Linked DNA regions of Homo sapiens: all the other regions are linked to region 1. A link is an interaction called in ENCODE POLR2A ChIA-PET data of the cell type or tissue named here. Cell type or tissue: MCF 10A. All regions are shown on one strand. Each heading gives the region's core, and the rest is flanking DNA. Links, peaks and the distances in the headings are about the cores only.

The links. ChIA-PET counts read pairs that join two places held together with the same protein. Peaks named below come from ENCODE experiments on the same cell type or tissue, not always from the same donor. Only the 100,000 strongest peaks of a DNase experiment are listed, where the experiment ranks them.
Region 2: POLR2A ChIA-PET joins it to region 1 with 11 read pairs; 3 of 35 experiments call an interaction of 5 or more read pairs at or near these places.
Region 3: POLR2A ChIA-PET joins it to region 1 with 17 read pairs; 17 of 35 experiments call an interaction of 5 or more read pairs at or near these places.

What each region holds. Positions count from the first base shown.
Region 1 is chr12:124,827,209-124,830,915 of GRCh38, forward strand. The region is part of intron 1 of SCARB1 (scavenger receptor class B member 1); the gene reads right to left. Among named protein-coding and RNA genes, the nearest start is that of SCARB1, 35 kb to the right of the region's middle. RefSeq lists an enhancer at 909-1,088. In MCF 10A, for the core only: no CTCF peak of the experiment used is centred there; DNase peaks (open chromatin) are centred at 1,663 and 2,303.
Region 2 is chr12:124,939,078-124,942,784 of GRCh38, forward strand. It overlaps TRA-TGC4-1 (tRNA-Ala (anticodon TGC) 4-1), which reads left to right and starts at 889; the gene lies at 889-960. It overlaps TRD-GTC2-10 (tRNA-Asp (anticodon GTC) 2-10), which reads right to left and starts at 641; the gene lies at 570-641. RefSeq lists enhancers at 1-145, 184-423 and a silencer at 604-683. In MCF 10A, for the core only: a CTCF peak has its summit at 1,737; DNase peaks (open chromatin) are centred at 804 and 1,734.
Region 3 is chr12:124,905,137-124,908,843 of GRCh38, forward strand. No RefSeq gene overlaps it. Among named protein-coding and RNA genes, the nearest start is that of UBC, 7.7 kb to the right of the region's middle. In MCF 10A, for the core only: a CTCF peak has its summit at 1,799 (motif pointing left); a DNase peak (open chromatin) is centred at 1,805.

The sequences.
Region 1 (3,707 bases), core at 484-2,983:
GCTCCCCGAAAAAGAAATTCCTAGCCCTTTTAAGGGCTTACAACTCTAAGGGGTCCATGTGAAAGGGTCATAATAGATCGAGTAAGTGTGAGGAACGTGACTGGGGGCTACATACATCAGCTAACAGAACAAAAAGTTTTACAGTGCTTTCTCATACAACGTCTGGAATTTACAGATAACACCAGTAGTTTTGGTCAGGGGTTAATATTATTATTATTATTATTATTTTAACCACCAGGGCCAGGTGGTGGCGCCAAGGTCGTCTAGCTATTTATCTTACTTCTGTTTCTTTCCATCTTTTTGCTTTCTCCCTTTTCTCCTGTCTTATAAACTAGGGAAAAGGGGAGGCTGGGGAGAAGCTGGGAAGGACAACAGCAGAAGCGGTGGTCTCATTCCACAACCACTGTCTGTTACTCAGCCCAGCCCCACAGCCTCCTTGCTATCCTGTCCAAGAGGCCACGCTCCTGCCCCAGGGCCTTTGCACCCACTGCTTCCTCCTAAACACGTGGTCAAATCCCTCACCCCTTCGAATCTCTGCTTACATGCCCCCTTCTCAGAAGGCTCATCCAACCTGCCCCTAAAACTCCTGACCTCCCGACCTGCCGTGTTGTTTCCATGCTGCTTGTGGCCTTCGAGCACACGGTATAATTAGCTTATCAGGTTTATTGCTGTCCATCTGTATCACCTGCCTGGCCATAAACCCACAAGGGCAAGATCCTCAGCTGCTTTGTTTGGCGATGTGTCTGTCCTCAGGGCCTGGGACAGCTCTTGGCACCTTGCAGGAGCTCTGTAAATATTTTCTGGGTGAATGAGCAAAAGTGAGACCTGAAACCATATAATCAACGTGGAAATGTCTAGCGGGTGGTAACGCTAGTCCTCCTTTGTGTGTTTTAAACAGCTCATACTTAAGAAGGGATTTTTTTTTTTTTAAATACACAGAGAGTACCGCCTGTTTAGGCCGGGGCAACAACTCGGTAAATGTGTGATGGATGAGATGAAGATTTCATAGACATTAATTTTTAGCATTCTCTTCCTACCACCCACAGCACTCTCCCCTGCACCTGGAGAGGCCCCTGACCTCCAAACCTAACACCCCGCTCGCCCAGGTGCCACCTCCTCCATGAAGCCCACTGGAACGACCTCGGCCTACAGTGAGGCTGCTCTGACCTCATTGGGATTGCAGTTCATGCCCTGTACAATCATCCGCCCCATGCTAGATGCTATGCTAGGAATTTAAAGACACAGGGATGAACACGATGGGGCCCCTGCCCTGAGACGCCCCTGCCCTCAGACACCAGGGGAGCAGAATCGTCTGGACGATCTGCCCGGCCCTGTTCAGGTAGCGAAACACTTCCACCTACTTCACCTCTTAAATTCTCAATGGCTCATCTCATCGAAGCAGACACTGAGGCTCCAAAGCCAAATGCCTGACCAAGGTCACAGGAGCAGGGAGAGACAGAGCCCCAGGCTCCGTATCCACGTCTAGGCCTGTGCCCTCACGCTTCTCTCCTAGGCCATCCCCGCTGGGCTCCTTGCACGGGAGCTTCACAAATGAATCATTAACTTGACCTGGCCACTGAATTGCAAGGTCTAATTCCTCCTCCTATGAGAAGAGAAAACAGGCTTCCAAGAAACACACCTCTGACCAAATGAGCCAAGAAGCCAATTTGCCCAGACGAAGCCTAGTTCTGGGACAAGGCCAGGCCCTGCCCACTCTGGACCAGCAGTCAGTGGCTGACTACACTCTCAATCCCAGGGCTCCAGGCATCCCCAGCTCCATGGGGCCTTAAGATGCAGGAACAACTACGACACAGGCTAATCCAATCTGGGACTTGGGAACACCACACCCTTGGCTCATGTTCCAACTTCTTTTGATTTTTAAAGGACTAAGGTAAGAAGACTAAAATAAAAGGTTTTTACAAGAAACCCACGCTTGTAAGTTGCTTAAGCGAAGAGGTTGAGTCATTCCTGAGTCCTCCATTTTCCTCCCACCTAGCACCCTCCATCAGCAAGGCTGGGCTGCTCTCGCTTTAAAGCATGCCTCAAATCCATCCACTTCTCTCCAACACCATCCTGGCCCCCATCCTGGCTTGTATGGATGGGTGCCGTAGTTTCCCCGCTGTTTTCCTGCCTCTGCTCTTGCCCCCCGCCCCGTTCTCCCCACAGAATCCAAGTTATCCTTTTAAGATTAAAGTCAGAGCATGTCATTCTGCTCAAACCTCCCCCATGCCTCCCTATTTATCTCAGAATAGAATCTAAATTCCTGACAGTGACCTATGAGGTCTTGCACAACCCAGCTCCCTATAGTCACTCCAGTCTCCTCCCCCATTCCTATCTGCCTCGCTCACTCTGCTCCAGCCACACTGGCCTTGCTGTGCTCCTGAGCCACCAGGCAAGTTTCTGCCACAGGGCCTTTGCACTGACTCTTTGCTCCTCCAGGGGCAATCTTTCCCCTGATGCCCACAAAAGTGAGCCCCTCACTTCTCAAGTCTAAAGTCACTTTCTCCGTGAGACCTTCCCTGAGCAATTTTCAATCCCTTAACCATCTCTATTGAGCCCCACTGTATGGCAGGCTCTGCTCTAGGCCTGGGCACTTCAATAGTGAACAAAATGGATGAAAATACCATTCTTCCTAAAGCAGCCCTTCCCCCATCACATTATATTCATCACCCTGTTTTATCTCCCTGACATTATCAATATCTGAAATTTCTATGTAGTTGTTGATAAGTCCCCCTTCCTGCTGCCCGGAATTCAGTCACAATGGATGGAGCTAGAGCAGCCATCTTGGATCATGAGGCACCCTTAAGAATGAAAGCCACACATGAAGAAGGGCGGAGCAGAATAGGAGATAGGAGAAAGGATTCCTGTGACTTCCTGGAGCCACCCACCAGCCCTGGGTGGCTTAGTCATCAGAGAAATGTCCACTGGACTCACAGTGAGATCCCATGCCATACACCAGAATGGCTACAATGAAAAAGACTGACAATAACAAGTGCTGGTGAGGATGTGGAGCAGCCAGAGTGCTCACACATTGCTGGTGGAAGTGCATTAGTGCAGTCACTGTGGAATATACTTTTTCTACCAAAGCTGGACGTTCACCCTACAATATAGCAATCCCACCCCCAGTATTTGTCCCAGAAAAATGAAAGCATGCACCCACACAAAGATTATCCACAAATGCTCATAGCAGCCGTACCCATAACAGCCCAAAACTGGAAACAACACAAATGTCTACAAGCAAGTGAATGCATGACAAATGGGGACACACTCATACCATGGAATGCTACCCAGAGACAAAAGGGAATGACCAATTGAGACACACAATGACAGGGTAAATCACACACAGGGACCACGTGCATGAGTCCATATAAGTGACGTCCCGGGGAATGGCAAAACCAATCCATGGGGATAGAGGTGGGGGCAGCAGGACCTCAGGGGTGGATACTGACAGGGAGGGGTGCGGGGGAGGCGTTTACACTTGGTATAGGGGGTCATTACAAGCGTGCATACCTAGGTGAAAATCCATCAACCTCTAACCGAAATTGTGCACTTTTCTTAATGCATTTGATACTTCAATTTTTAAAAAGAAAAAAATTAAAGCAAAAAAAATTTTTTCTTTTTTCAGACAGAGTCTCACTCTGTCGCCCAGGCTGGAGTGCAGTGGTGTGATCTCAGCTCACTGCAACCTCCACCTCCCAGGTTCAAGC
Region 2 (3,707 bases), core at 709-3,208, 110 kb after region 1:
GAAAGGTACAGAAATGGAAAGTCAAAAAGTCACTCCTCCCACCCACCACCCGAGTCCTTCTCCCCAAAGGCCCCCTATGTCTACAGTTGATCGTGACTGATGTGACCGCGGGCGGGCCACGGAGCCTCTGTCTGAGCCTGTATTTCATCAGTTTGATGTGGAGAAAACGGCTCGTTGGTAGGATCCTTGAGGATGTAATGCGTGAACACTAAAGCGCTTACCAATACCGCCCCCGCACGTTAAGAACTGTATATTGTTGGCTGCTGCTCCTGCTGCTGTTGTTACCGTGATGCCAATCAGAAACATTAATATACTCACACATTTGTGTGCATATCTATAATTTTTTGACATAAAAATGAACCTATTATGCTCACTGCCGAGCACCCTGTTTTTTCTTCCCTCGAACTCTCCTTGGAGGGGAAGGAACCCTCGTAAGGGCCCTAATTCAGTGTTGCAGGCACACCTGCGATGTGCACATCCTCTTATACCTACTCTGTATATTTTGGAACACCGAAAAGCATCGCCAACAAAGTCTCCCCTCTGTATTTAAAAATACGAAAGTACCCGGCCTCCCCGTCGGGGAATCGAACCCCGGTCTCCCGCGTGACAGGCGGGGATACTCACCACTATACTAACGAGGACAAGCCGTACTGTGTTCCCTGCAGCTCCCTTCTTATGTCCATACCATTCTCTCGCTATCGTTCCTAACCTTTCCGGGCCATCCAGGCTCCGCGCCGGGCACCCTGGCTGCTGGGCTTATCCAAGGCGGGTAGAGGCCCCTTTGAGTGGCTGGAGGCACTGCACGTTCCGAAGCTAAGGCACCTGAACTAGCAGAGCGAAGGGCACTTCCTGTATCACCATCCCCAGAAAAGACCAACACAAGGGGTAGGGGATGTAGCTCAGTGGTAGAGCGCATGCTTTGCACGTATGAGGCCCCGGGTTCAATCCCCGGCATCTCCAGACTTTTCCGCCTTTTTCGGGCAAATTACAGTCACGTGGTTACAAAAGCTTGGAAGAGGACCCAGGCAACCCTCAACAACCTGCCTGCGAAGAAAGCTCCCTTGGAAGGGGCTGCGCCAGCACATTTCCCTGCCCCTAATCACAAATGCCCTGGGCCCCTCCACCGGAGATTCGCGTTCAGTAGGTCAGTGACGGGGCCGGGAATCTGCCATTTGAAACGAATACTCCCAGTTATTTGTTTCATCAAGCAGATAGAAAAACATGGATTCCTTAGAAAGGTTCTGCAACTGACCATTCATTAACTCCTGAGGGCCTCATGTCAGGTTCCGTGCATGCACTGAGCACCTACTGTGTGCCGGGTAAAGTGTACGTCCCCTGGTATCCCTGGATAAGACAGGCCAGGCAAGCTTTCTCAGCCTTTTTGGACTTTATAGTCCAGTCCTGGAGACTTAACAATAAGCAAGTAGCGATACGTTTTATGAAGACAATAATAGCGATGAGATGGAAACTCAGGGGTGCAGGAGTGGGGGTTGCTTTAGATTAGCTGCCAGGGGAGACCTCTGCAGAAACAGTGCTTCCAGCGAAGGAAACGGCAGGTGCCAAGGCCCTGAGGCTGGAGGAAGGGCGCTCAGTGTTGAAGGGGCAGGAAGAAAGCCATGCCCTGGAGCTTAGTGAATGAGGATGAACTTTATCTTCGAAGACACTGGAAGGCCTGACGCAGGGGAACGCGACCAGATTCAGGTTTGAAAAGGCTCCCTCTGGCTGCCATGCGGAGAACACACCCTGGGCGTGGGTGGACGTGGGGAGATCGGGAAGGAGGTGCAGCCACCGCCCAGGAAGCTGCTGGAGACTTCCTCCAGGGGTGCTGCAGAGGAAGTGCGAGCCTGATGGAGTTCAGGACAAATGCTGGACGTGGTTGCATAGTATTTCCTAACGGAGGGGTAGCACGCTTTATTACCATTCCTCCTAGGGATTCGGGTAATTTTGTTTCCTCTCACTGAAGTCTTGTAGTCAGTGATCTGGTGCATGCGTTTTCCTTGCCTTCTGGCGCCGGTACCTCGATGGGGCAGATGTCCACAGGGAGCAATGCAGGGTCAAAGGGCATGGATACTTTTACAAACGTACTTCTCTGTCGCCCAGGCTGGAATGCAGTGGTGCGATCATAGCTCACTGCAGCCTCGAAATCCTTGGCTCAAGAGACCTCCCAGCCTCCCCAAAAGCTGAGACTACAGGTATACTTCACCACCTCCAGCAAATATTTTTCTTTTTTTTTTTTTTGTAGAGACAGGGGTCTCGCTATGTTGTCCAGGCTGGTCTCGAACATCTGGCCTCAAGTGATCCTCTCACCTCAGCCTTCCAAAGTGCTGGGATTACACGCATAAACACCATGCCTGGTTTATTTTAAATATTGCTAGATTTTGGGCCAGGCATGGTGGCTCACACTTGTAATCCCAGCCCTTTGGAAGGGCGAGGTGGGCAGATCACCTGAGGTCAGGAGTTTGAGACCAGCCTGGCCAACATGGTGAAACTTCATCTCTACTAAAAATATAAAAAATTAGCTGGGTGTGGTGGCACACACTTGTAGTCTCAGCTACTCAGGAGGCTGAGGCAGGAGAATCACTTGAACCCAGGAGGCAGAGGTTGCAGTGAGCAGAGATTGCACCACTACACTCCAGCCTGGGCAACAGAGCAAGACTCTGTCTCAGAAAAAAAAAATAAATAAAAACAATAAATATTGCTGGATTTTTTTCTAAAGGCTGTGGCAACTTACATATTCAATAACAATGTATGAAGGTGCTCTTTTCCTTATATTCTCAGCACTGGGTATGGCCATGATTATTAATTTTTCCAATCTGTTGGGTAGGAAGTAGAACTGAATTATTTCTCTGCTTTTTTCCTGCCTACTTTCTAGGGTGTGCATGTTTTCAGGTATCTACCAGCCATGCAGATGCAGGTTTTTGTGTTTTTTTTTCCAGATGGGAATCTCACTCTGTCATCCAGGCTGGAGTGCAGTGGTTGATCTCAAATCTCCACAACCTCCACTTCCTGGGTTCAAATGATTCTCATTCCTCAGGCCCTCGAGTAGCTGGTATTACCGGTGCGCGCCACCATGCCTGGCTAATTTTTGTATTTTTTCATTCAAGACGGTGTTTGGCCATGTTGGCCAGGTTGGTCTCGAACTCCTGGCCTCAGGTGATTTATTTGCCTCGGCCTCCCAAAGTGCTGGGATTATAGGTGTGAGCCACTGCACTCGACCTTAGATGCAGTTTTTTTTTGTTTGTTTGTTTTTTTGAGAGAGAGTTTAGCTCTTGTTGCCCAGGCTGGAGTGCAGTGGCACAATCTCGGCTCACTGCAACCTCTGCCTTCTGGTTTCAAGTGATTCTCCTGCCTCAGCCTCCCGAGTAGCTGGGATTACAGGCGCTTGCCACCACGCCTGGCTAATTTTTGCATTTTTAGTAGAGACGGGGTTTCACCATGTTGGCCAGGCTGGTCTCGAACTCCTGATCTTGTCTGACCTCGTGATCTGCCAGCCTCGGCCTCCCAAAGTGCTGGGATTACAGGCATGCATGAACCACCACGCCCGGCCTAGATGTAGCAACTAATTTTTTCATGGCCTTTGCCCGTTGTGTTTTTCTCACCAAATTGCAATAGCTCATCCAATAGTATGACGCTGTTTATCATGTTTTGCAGTATTTTTCATCTATTCTTTCATCTTCTAACTTTGTTTATACAATTTACCATGTCAA
Region 3 (3,707 bases), core at 709-3,208, 78 kb after region 1:
CTAACCTGTTTCCCATCAAAACTTGTGTTCTAACCCCAAAAGGAAAAGCAGCAATAAAAACAACCAAAACATTTTTTAAAAATAGGTTCTATAGTTTCAAAAACAATAAAAAGAATAAGAGCCAAGCCTGGAGGTGCGCGCCTGTAGTCCCAGCTACTTAGGAGGCTGAGGCAAGAGGATGGCTTCAGCTGGGGAGGTTGAGGCTGCAGTGAGCTGTGATCACACCACTGCACTCCAGCCTGGGCGACAGAGGGAGACACCGTTTGTAAAAAAAAAAAAATTTTTTTTTTTGAGATGGAGTCTCCCTCTGTCACCCAGGCTGGAGTGCAGTGGCGCAGTCTCGGCTCACTGCAACCTCCGCCTCCTGAGTTCAAGCGTTTCTCCTGCCTCAACCTCCCGAGTAGCTGGGATTACAGGTGCATACCACCACGCCTGGCTAATTTTTGTTTTGTTTTGTTTCGTTTGTTTGTTTTTTTGAGACGGAGTCTCTCTCTGTCTCCCAGGCTGGAGTGCAGTGGTGCAATCTCGGCTCACTGCAAGCTCCGCCTTCCAGGTTCACGCCATTCTCCTGCCTCAGCCTCCCAGGTAGCTGGGACTACAGGCGCCCGCCACCACGCCCAGCTAATTTTTTTTTTTTTTTTTTTTGTATTTTTAGTAGAGACGGGGTTTCACCGTGTTAGCCAGGATGGTCTCAATCTCCTGAGCTCATGATCCGCCTGCCTTGGCCTCCCAAAGTGCTGGGATTACAGGCGTGAGCCACCACTCCCGGCCTCCTCCAGCCCCATCTCTTCACATGCTTTTCCCACCTCAGTTATGCTGGTCTCCTTTCTGTTCCTCAAATATGCCCAAGTCTTCCAGCCCCAGGGCCCCCGTGCTATTTCCTGCCTCTCCACCTTCTGCAAAGCTAAGGCCCATCTTCCAGGTCTCACATAAATACTGTCTTTCCCGAAAGCCTCTTCCAACCATCCACAAGCAGGATCCCAAACTCCTCCCATTCAACCTGACAGCCTCACATAGCTCCTGTCACCATGTGTAATTTTTGCTTACTAGCAGATCAAAGAACAGAAGCAAGCCGTTTGATTGTTTCTTTTTGTTTTGTTTTGTTTTTAGACAGAGTCTCACGAGCCTCCTTACAAAATAGAAAAGTCAATGGGATTTCAGGGAAAATGGATAATCTTCGTTGGGGGCAGTCAAGGAAGGCTTTGTGGAACCTTTGAATTAGATCTTGACATTATATCTTGACAGTACTTTGAATAAATACAAATAATGTTATTTTTTTGTTAAGACTCATGCAACCGCATCTATGTAAATGAATCCGTACATAGTATTCATTCGAGTGTGAAATCAGACTTTGGGATGCTTTAAAATTTAACAGTCAGGAACACTTACTCTATTTTATGGACTTAAATTTGTTGAGGTGGCAGGGAACAACTTGAGTGAAGGGTGGGACATGGCAGTGTGTATGTGGGGGAAAAAGGTGGCCAGCAGATAAGGGAAGCAGGGGACAGAGTATTTTGAGGGATTAGACCTGACCAGCTATAACAGGAAATAGAGGCTGTAGATTGAAGGATAGCTACAATGGATGTTATGGAGAAATTCCAACTGGGGTGGAAACATGTAGCTGCAAAATTGGAAGAGCAGCTTATTCTAGGCAGAAAAGAAGAAAGTAAAAGGCATCTGAGGGGACACTAAATTAATGCTTACTGATAAGTAAACAAGCCTCTGGAAGTAGAAAGGTAAAAGCATAAATTGCTTGGTCAACCACAACCGCTTGGGAGTGCTGCAGGCTTCATGACTAAACCAAAGTCTGTCCCTGAAGCTCCCTCTTCCGGCAGAAATAAATACTGCACACTAAGCTGGCTGACTCCTTTAATTAAAAGGTGCTTGCCAATCTCTAAACAGTATACCTGTATGGGAGTCATAATTGTAATATCTTGGTGAGGATTTTGTTGTGCTTTCAGGCAAACCATAAAAGGAACACTAATTTAAATAAATACAAACAATGTTATTTTATTCTTAAGATTCAGGCAACCACATCTATGTAAGTGAATCCTTACATGGTATTCATTCAAGTGTGAAACCAAACTTTGGGATGCTTTAAAATTTAACAATCAGGAACAAGACTCTGTTAAAAAAAAAAAAAAAGAAATGTTAGAACTCTGTCAAACTATAAAAATATAAAGTGAAATAGCACAGTGCAGACAGACTGTACAGACCAGTGTGCTACCTTTCATGTAAAGGGGAATTACATATATTATATATATGATTTTTTTATTATTTGTGTATATACAGTACTCACTGTATATGCATAAAGTCTGCAAGTACATGCTGGGGGGAAGGGGTGGATGGGAGACAAGGATGGAAGATTTTTTTGTTGTTTTTTTTTGGAGACCGAGTCTCGCTCTGTCACTCAGGCTGGAGGGCAGTGGCACCATCTCAGCTCACTGCAACCTCCACCTCCCAGGTTCAAGAGATTCTCCTGCCTCAGCCTCCCGAGTAGCTGGGACTACAGGCATGCATCACCACGCTCAGCTAATTTTTGTATTTTATTAGAGATGAGGTTTTGCTATATATATATATATATATATATATGAATATATGAATATATATATATGAATATATGAATATATATATATATATGAATATATGAATATATATATATTGGCCAGGCTGGTCTCGAACTCCTGCCCTCAGGTGATCTGCCCACCTCAGCCTCCCAAAGTGCTGGGATTACAGGTGTGAGTGGCCTGGAAGATTTTTTATTATATACTGTTTAAAAGTTTTTAAGTAGTTGAAACACATGAAGACATCACCTCAAAAAGTTATATTAACAATTCAAAAATATGCACATTAAGGATTAATTTTTTTGAAAAATTTAAAAATTGAGAAATATCATGGGACAGTAACACAGTAATCATGAAGAATTATAAAAATAAGTGCTGGCCGGGCGCAGTGGCTCAAGCCTATAATCCCAGCACTTTGGGAGGCCGAGGCGGGCAGATCACAAGGTCAGGAGATCAAGACCATCCTGGCTAACACAGTGAAACCCTGTCTCTACTAAAAATACAAAAAAAATTAGACGGGCTTTGTAGCGGGCGCCTGGAGTCCCAGCTACTCGGGAGACTGAGGCAGGAGAATGGTGTGAACCCGGGAGGTGGAGCTTGCAGTGAGCCGAGATCACGCCACTGCACTCCAGCATGGACAACAGAGCGAGACTCCGTCTCAAAAAAAATAAATAAATAAGTGCTAAGGCTGATTATTTTATTAGCCCTAAGAATCCAATTAAAATAGAAATCTTGTATTTATGCTATTCTTTCAAAATCTTTATGTAAAGCAAGCTTTTAATAGGATGTTATAAAAATAGATTTTGCTCCTTGTGTTCAAGTTTCTCCTCTTGAAATTGCACATTTTACATTTTTTAAAAAATTAAAATTAAAAAACAAAATAGTATGATAGTGTTAATTTGGCAGTTCCAACTTTAGTAACCTATCTTACAGAAATATGAATAGACAAAATAAAGATGTGTGAGGATGTACTTTGCAGCAGCATTATAATAGCAAAAACCTGGAAACAAATATTGATGGACAGGTTAAGTAAATCATAGGACATTCATACAATGGAATACTAGCAAAAATATTAAAAAGAATGAGGTAGATCTAGATATGCTAGTATGGAAAGATGTCCATAATTATCTAGTTCCCCACCTC